Regions from separate parts of the Homo sapiens genome. Here region 2 is linked to region 1. A link is a loop called in an ENCODE intact Hi-C map of the cell type or tissue named here. Cell type or tissue: Caco-2. All regions are shown on one strand. Each heading gives the region's core, and the rest is flanking DNA. Links, peaks and the distances in the headings are about the cores only.

Region 1 (4,403 bases), core at 227-4,226:
ATTCAAAGACCCATGTCTCAAAGAAGCTGTACCTGACCAAATCTCACCTTAACTCCCATAAAATGTTTGGACTTTTTAATCTATTGAACTAAAAATTCCCATTTATTGTTTAATCTAATCAGGATACTTTTTTGCTACTTGCATCCAAAAGAATTTCAACAGAATAAATTAAGGTGCAAACTGAATATCCATAAATTTCCCCAGCCTCCTGGGATGACTCTTTCTTTTAGTACTGTAATTCAAGGCCCTTATCCCAGGAGACTGCTGGAAGTACTGTGGTGCTTGTTCCAAGTCCTCCGAGGATCGCTAAGGAGGGATTTTTTATTTTCTCTTTTCACCTTTTCTCTTGTGGCTAGGGTCACTCTTGTACAGATCTAAGTCCTCATTCTCTTTTCCTCTTTAATTCCTGTATGACAACTCAGCTGTTTCTGGGGCAACTACAACCCCAACCAGAAAGTTCTAAACAAGTTATTGCAACATTCTCTACACTGAGGAAGACAGCCTTTTATGGAGAGTCGCTTAACTTTGGAGAGTTAAACCACTCTCCAAAAATCCATGATTTTTTGGCTGGACTTTGAGAACCTCTTTTTCCTCCATTGCCACCTTTTTGACTCAGTATTCACTGCCCACCACTCCACCATCCCCAAACACTGTTCCAGTGCCAAGTTTTGGGCCTTATCTTGCCTAACCAAAAATTTATTAGAATATTTTCCCAAAATAATGAGCAACTTTCCCCAAATAAATTACAGTCATCCTCAATAACGAAGAGGACACTTTGGTTTTCAATGTTATTATATATGTAGATACTAAACAAGAAAACTGTGATTGTGGCTAAACTTTTTCTAAGGCCTAAGATTTTATTGTGCATTTTAAATAGTAATAAATAAAATTTGGGAAAACTAGTAGAGGTTATGCGCTTGATTTTTTGGCTAATATTTATAACACACAGTGCACGAAACACTCAGAAGTTTAAAAAAATATTACTTAATGTTTAGATATAAAGTTGGTAAAATACATTTCTTATTTTATTGGGATCCTCTTTTGAATATGACTTAGCAGATACAATTCTTTCTATACTTTCTAGTACATTATTTTTTCATTAAGAAAGGCTTTGGTTAAATCTCTCTATTCATCAAAAATGCTTTCATCTGATTTATTTTTGTATTTCCTCAGCAAAGGTCTACATAAGTAAACATCATTGGGGAAGTATTTGAGTCGGAAGATAGTATTATGATTAATATTATGCTTTAATTAAGTTACATTGACATTCATAATAGATCTCTATCTGGCTAATAAGAACTAATATTTTCCTGGATAAAGAACAATGCAAATTATAGACAGACAGTGATCAACTACTAGTGCTTGGTTTTAGCACTTCAAATGAAATGGATCATATTCTATGGGAAATTATAGAACTAATTATGAAGAGTGATGATGCTTTGGAAAAAATAGATTCTCAACAGAAGGTTCTTATAAAAGTTACTGATAGGTCTAAATTTTTTAATATCCAGGACTTTTTCATGAGTGGGTTCGATTTCTGCCTCTCTTCCAGAGCCACCGTGATAAAGCACTCCAAAATAACTCAATGTGCAATATACAACATAAAGTGATGGGATCAGATACATTTCTGTCCATGACAAAAATCATTCAAATAGGTCCATTTCTGAGCATCAGCAGGAATCTCAAGTCAACCCAGCCCCAATATGCAAAGCATTTCTCTTCCCCTACAACCATTAATTAACTCCAGGCAGTACAAATATGTACAAATATCACAGCAGAGCTTGGAGCCTCTGGGCTCATCACATTGTGCTCTCACATCACCTTGACCTGCACCACACAGAAACACATTCATTCACCGAATCTTTGCCAACATAGTTTTATACATAGTAATCACTACCTTGATTAGTCTGATATAGGTGCACTGATTCTTTTTGTTCCTCAAGCATGCCAAACTTGATCTTGTTTTGGGGTCTTTTTGCTAGCTGTCCTCTAATTGGAAGTTTCTTCCTGCAAGGCCCTGAGCAAATGTCACATTCTCAGGTCTTGGAGCAAATGTCTCATTCTCAGAGAGCCTTTGCCTGATGACTTGCTCTAAGGTTGTTCACTTTCCACACTCACAATCATATTATTCTGTTTTGTCTTTTTGTTGTTGTTGTTTGTTTGTATATGTCTTCTCTCACATTCTAGAAGTCACTTCCCCCAGAGCAGAGACCTTGTTTGTCTTGTTCCTTCTATATCCCTAGCATTTAGACGGTGCTCAAAAATATTTGTTGAATGAAGCCAGGTGTGGTGGTGCATGCCCTTTAGTCCCAGCTACTCAGCAGGCTGAGGCACTAACTTTAGCTTTTCAAACTTTAATGTGCATGAGAATTGCTTAGGAAATCTTGCTGGAATGATACTTATGCTGCTGGTCTGTGGAACACATTTTGAGCAACAATGGTATTAAGTAAGAAGACCTGGTGCTGCCCAAATTGTCTTTACAGTTACTGATTCGCTGCCCTCATGTGGTTCCTGAAATAATTGCCCTATGCGTTAGCATTTCTTTATCCTTAAATATCAGAAAGCATTCTCTAATTATCCGAGTTAAATGCCTTTCAGACTGTAGTCTTCTCATAATACATTCTTTCATATTTTTGCCATATTCACGTATCAGTACATATTACCATCATAATTTTTAACATATCTCTGTACAATCTCTTCTCTAAATTAATTATTTTAATTGGCTTTCTTTTTCTTAAATCGATATATTTTCAAATGAAACTTCATATTAATATTTCAAATGGAAAGACCAATACTGCTTATCACAAATACAAGATAAGTGTAAAAATAATTGAAGGCAAGCAAAACAATGTTTGAAAGTCCAGATATATGCTCTTCAAAGCTCCAAAGGGAGATTAACAAGTGTGAGAGGGTAGTAAACACTCAGCAGTGAACTGGCTTTCATTTTCATAGTATCGTGAGGACTGAAAAGGGGCTGAATAGAGATTAACTCTTACATAATTTAATGTCATTTAAGGCAGTGAATATGCACCCTCTAAATTATCTCTTGAGGAACCTGCTGTAGATAATGTGTTAAGAGTCTTGTTTTCCTTCTGCACATTCATGTCATCTGTACTTGAGAATTGTATTTATAGATGTAAGTTAATTAGTGTCACAACAGGATTGGTCTAAGGTGAAAGTGTGTGTAAGCATGGGTTCCCTTACCACCCCTTTCTGCATAAACACTGGACATGAGGCATTGCGCACTTGGAAACTGGACAAACTGGGTTTATTTCTATGCCAATTTACTGTCAACTTTCTGGGTGTTGCAAGAGTTTCCATTTGTATTCTTAAATAAGCTTGTTCTAATCCATTCAGCCATTCATGGAGTAGGAATTGGACCCTAATATATAAAGCTTTGAGCAGGGTAGTGGACAAATTCTGCTTCTCTTCAGATGATTAATCAAATTAATCCTGAAAATCCATCTCCCTTTACCAGTGAGTGGTTCAGGATGCCCAAGCTAAAGTTAGTGCAGGCCAATGAGATGCAAGGGGAGACTGAATAGCTGTGTGGGAAATAAGCTTTCTTATCCTTAGAACCAGAGGGAGGTAGCCTTCCTCTCCTCTCAGACATGAAGGAAGTGTGATGGCTAATAGTTACTGTAGGCCACCATAGCCCTCCTTTACCTTGGAGGGTAACAAGCCTTAGGGTGAAGCAGAGCCTGTAGTTGGTGGATCAGACAGAAAGAATCTAGGTCCTTAATGGCATTGCTGATTGCTGAATCGACCACTTCTCAAGCCTGCTCTAGTCATCCTCCTATGTGAGGTGATTGATTTAATTCTGTTTAATCCAGCATAAGTCTGGTTTCCAGAACTTGTAATCAATAGCATTCTAACAGATACAAGGAGGATATAAAAGATTTTTAATCTAGTTGGGGGAACCATAACACACTTTAAAAAAGTGAAATATCAGTGCATTTCAGTGTAAGTTAAGAATGGTATGGTTTTGTTCTGATACTTATTAAGCACCTAATGTGAGCCAGGCACTGTACCCCATGTTTTACCTGCATTATCTCATGTATGTTCCAACACAGTTGGTGGACATTGTTATCCCAATTTTAGAGCTGAGGAAATTAAGGTTCAGACAGCTGTGTACCTGTCTAGTTTCATGGTGAGTGAGCAGAAGTGTGATTCTAAATTTTATGCTTTTTCCATAGAGTTGCTGGGAGCATGAAGCTCAATAGAAGTCAGTGTAGCAGAGTGATCAGCTGAAAAGTATGAGTAGAGTGGCTTTGTGTTCAGATAGACCAAGTATTTGCTTCTTACTATAATATAAGACAAATTACCTAATTTCTCTGAACCTCAGTTTTCTTATTTAAAATATGAGATAATTTTAAATAATTTCTTATTTAAAATATGAGGCC
Region 2 (4,403 bases), core at 162-4,161, 160 kb before region 1:
TTTGGGAGACTAGAGCAAGAGGATGGCTTGAGCCAAGGAGTTTGAGGCCAGCATGGGAGACCAGCAAGACTCCATCTCTATTTAAAAAAAAATAAAAGACTTGGGGAGAGAAACAAACCTGACACACAATGACTATCTGTGGGCTCAAGTAATGAGGGGACTCCTGGAGTTCTCCACCAACAAAACATCTAAGAAGACCACCATGACATAGGAGAGGATACAAGCCCAAGAGTGATCAGCTAGGCAGGGTAGCTGGCTGTTGAGCGGTCTGGAGTAGTGGCAACAATGCAGGGATTCTACCAATGCCTTTTTCAGGAAGGAGAGCTAAGACACAGCAGTCCAGGAGAGGGCCTTCCCACCAACAGAAATGTGCCATGTGCCATTCTCATAATGTGATACTTTCTCAACACTGGCATCTGTATCCCTGAGATGCAGGTTACACAACCGTTTTGTTAAATACATTTTATACAAGCAATACATTTATATTTCAAAGCACACTATAAATTAATCTGTACATTAAGACTAAGAAAGTAATGAAGCTTGCAAATACCATCTGTAGTGATCTTAAAGGAATAAAATACTCTAAATTTATCTTTCAGAGTACTTAGAAACACGCTTAACTCTGTCACATTCTCACATTTTACTAAGATGGATAATGAAAATACACAGAATCCAAAGATAACTATTTCAAAATTGCCAGACCAAGTGGTCTTTCAGGTACTTGAAAGGAAATAGTTTTGTTTTTTGCTTCATCCCTGTAAGTGGAATGATGGCTTAAACTGCTTTTAACAACATATTTAATTTAGAAGCATGTTATACCCTTTATAAAGGGCCTGTTGTAGGACCTGAAGTGTCATTAATAACAAATTCCTATAGCCACTGTTAGCATGTTTATAACTATACTTTAAGAACAGTAATAGAAAAAAAAATCTAAGACCCAGCCTCCTAGTTCCTAGTCCAGTTGAGCCTTTCAAGGGTGACATAGCTGAGTTAAAACAGCTATGTAAACGTGAAACTGTCTAAACAGTCCACTCACTTTTGACACAGAAGACAATGTTAGTGGATTTCCTGGGGCCAACATCCTGCAGATCTTCACTCATTTCTTTGATTACAACTAAAGGCTCCTTCTCTTCCACTCATACAGCTCTGCTGGTACTTACATAATGGCACTAATTTCACTTATGCTTTTATTATAATTACTTGTTTACAATTCATCTTCATTAGATAATATGCTTCCAGAAAGCAAGAATGTTATCTTACAAATGTCCTGGCAGCTTCTAGCACCATGCTTTAAATATGGAGTGCCTTTAATAATGTTAGATGACACACATCACATCACTCCTCAGACACGACAATAGCTTTCCATCTCATTCAGAATGGAAGCCATTGCCTACATGGTCTTCCATGACCTGACTCCTGACTCTCTTCTGATCCCCCTCCCAGCACTGTGCTCCTCTCTCAAACTGTTCCAGCCACACTAGCCTCCTTGATGTTCCCAGAACATGTTAAACCTGCTCCTGCCTCAGGGCCTTTGCACTTCCTGCTCACTCTGTCTTCAATGCTCGTTGATCAGATTCTGTAGGGTCTGCCTCTCCTTTCAATCATCTCTGGTAAAATATCTTCTTATTTTGTAAAGTATCACCACTCTATCACTCTGACTCTTTTCATGCTTTGTTTTCATAGCACTCATGAATATCCAAAATACTGTACACTTAGTATCTGAAACACAAAACAAACTTAGGGCCAACCTGTGTAGAAAAGAGTCAAGAAATGCTTCCATTCTCAACTGTGCTAGGTTACCCACTTAAAATAGCTATGTATCACACTTTGTCCCTGTGTTCATTAAAAATAAGCACAAAGTATAAGAAATTGAGTAATTTCTTTTTATTTTTGCAAGAATTTTGAAAAGCTATTATTATATTCAAAACGTTAAGATAGTCATTGCATGAAAAAAACAATTTTGGACATCTCCTATTAGGAAGAGGCTACCTTAGCTAGCTACACTGCTGGAGATGTTGGCAGATGTTCACAGCTGGAAGGAGTTAAACATTAACAGCTGGAAGCTGGGAGACAAAAGCAGGTCACAAAAGAATGTAGATACACCAGAAATGAAAAAACCTTTCTAGACACATGCTGGGCCTGATCTGCTAGGGTAAACTTAAAAACATTCCTAAGGACAAAAAGAGGGGTGAAACATGGGAGATAACGTGATAAAAACAAAGTACATTATTAGTTTTAGATTTTCTAAGTGGTGGACATATGGGTGTCACCGTATAATTCCTTCAACTTTCCTGCATATATGAACATTTTAATAAAATGTTGGGGGGTTACGTTTTAAAAGCACTCCTGAGTGGTGGAAATTCTGAATGAAAAACATTGGTTTTAAGATCACACATCTAGTTAACTGCTCTCTAGCATCGCAATGGAGAGATCAAAAACACCTTAGCTCTCTAAGGAAATGGCAAGTACGGATAAAAAGCTGACAGCCATGTTTGTTAATCCCAAAATTATGGGAGGCTGATCCAAGAAAGCAGAAGGATAGAGTTTTCATGAATATTTGAGAAGGCCAAACTTTAGCAAAACAATCATAAGAAATAAAGTATCCAGGTATCTATTTTGCCTTGCTAGAATGAGTTCTTTCATCTTGCTTCAACTTACACCTTCTCTGCTAGTTGGCAGGTACGTGTAGATATGCAGAAACTGATTCATCATTTACACTGGAGGAACATCATATGCACATTTACATGAGAAAGAGAAAGAAAAAATTTAAATAGTATAGGCTATTTTGCCTTCCACTGTACTTCCTGCTTATCCACGCCAGAGTGAACATGAGCCCAGAGATGTGAATGAATCTGCTGGTCCTTTAGCCTCCCTCAGTTACCCAGTGCCTCGGACAGGTGAGCATCCTGTTGAACTGAATGTGATTCCAGTATACACAAACATGCATTTTCTTAAAACAAACCTAATCACAAGCCAACTATGTCTTCTGGAATTCAGTGTGAATAACTTGCTCCAATGCTGAAGGAAAACCTAACATGTTCATGGAAAGATAATACAGTCTCTGATCCACCCTCAGGCATTTTTCAAGAGTAACTTTGACAATTAGGAGTTTTTGCTTTTCATTTGAACCTCAGAATTGGACTTCACATGAGATGCAACTACACTGAATTCTACTCATCTGAAGTACAAAAAGGCTCTAAATTGGTGTCAGGAATCATGGACTCTCATCCCAGCTGTGCGACTCACTAGGTGTGAGATCTTGGGCAAGTAACCATAACCTCAGAGTTTCAATTTCCTCAACTACAAAATAAGGCACTTGGCTCAGATGGCACTTGACATATTTAACCTTCTATGAATCCATCTATGAATATTTTTTTCATAATTTGTAAGCTATAAGTCTGGCTAACCATGGTTACCTAAAAAGCAGTTTGTTATCTAATGATGAACAAGTTAGCAATCCACAGCTTGGGGGATTAGCAAGATTACTGCTAATGCAATTAGCTAATGCTAATACTAATGCACTGACTACAGGTTCTCATCATTTTCACCCCCAGAAACTGAAAAAATTGAAAATTTTCACATGAAGACCGCTGTTTCCACAATATTAAAAAAAAAAAAAAAACAGCAACAGAATCATTAAATTATAGAACACTATTGGATGCAGGTGCGATTAAAATCAGTTGTTTTAACCCCATACTCTGCAAGGTGGTTTAAATGGAAAAAAGCTATTGTGTCAATAAAATGCAAATACAGGAAAAACATACAAAGAATTGTTTACTCTGATGAAAATGTTTAAAATTCACTAGCTAGAACTTAAGAGCAGTATATGAGATAGTCGTGTTCCTTTTTCTACCTCTACATTGTACACACACAAACACACACACACACACACAGAAACCTGCCCTCATTTACATGCTTAATTGTAGTGGTTTACAAATCTGGTTGCACATTAGAAATACACAGGAAGCTTAAAAGACTTTTTAAAAATTCTGATAAGCAGGCTTCCCAAGAACAATTGGATCAGAATCTCTGGAAGTGAACCCTCCATCATTAGAATTTTGAAAAAAATCTCCAGATGACTAATACGCAGTCACAGTTGTGCCTCAGTCCCAATTATGGGAGAAGCAGATGGGGAGGAAGCTTTATTTTTTTTTGTTGAAGTCATGGGTAGACTAGGACAAATAAAGAGGGTTAAGTTGGGTCTTCACTGAAGAAATGTGAAAATTAAAGTTAAAGGCCCTTTAGATTAAAATATAAACAAACATTTTTGACATTTTTTAAAATAAAAATATTTATAAACTCCTAATAGACTTCACTCACTTAATACATTAAAACCTGCAGACGTATTTATATCAATATGGTGAAATAGCTTACCTAAATAAAAGATGTTTTCTACTGATTAA

What was found. A loop is a pair of places that touch in the nucleus more often than their neighbours do. Peaks named below come from ENCODE experiments on the same cell type or tissue, not always from the same donor. Only the 100,000 strongest peaks of a DNase experiment are listed, where the experiment ranks them.
Region 2: it touches region 1 in a loop (3-fold over the local background); 1 of 110 quality-filtered maps calls a loop at or near these places.

Annotation. Positions count from the first base shown.
Region 1 is chr2:179,338,422-179,342,824 of GRCh38, forward strand. No RefSeq gene overlaps it. Among named protein-coding and RNA genes, the nearest start is that of SESTD1, 76 kb to the left of the region's middle. In Caco-2, for the core only: a CTCF peak has its summit at 2,487 (motif pointing left); no DNase peak of the experiment used is centred there.
Region 2 is chr2:179,178,386-179,182,788 of GRCh38, forward strand. All of the region lies in intron 3 of SESTD1 (SEC14 and spectrin domain containing 1), which reads right to left. Among named protein-coding and RNA genes, the nearest start is that of SESTD1, 84 kb to the right of the region's middle. In Caco-2, for the core only: no CTCF peak of the experiment used is centred there; a DNase peak (open chromatin) is centred at 2,056.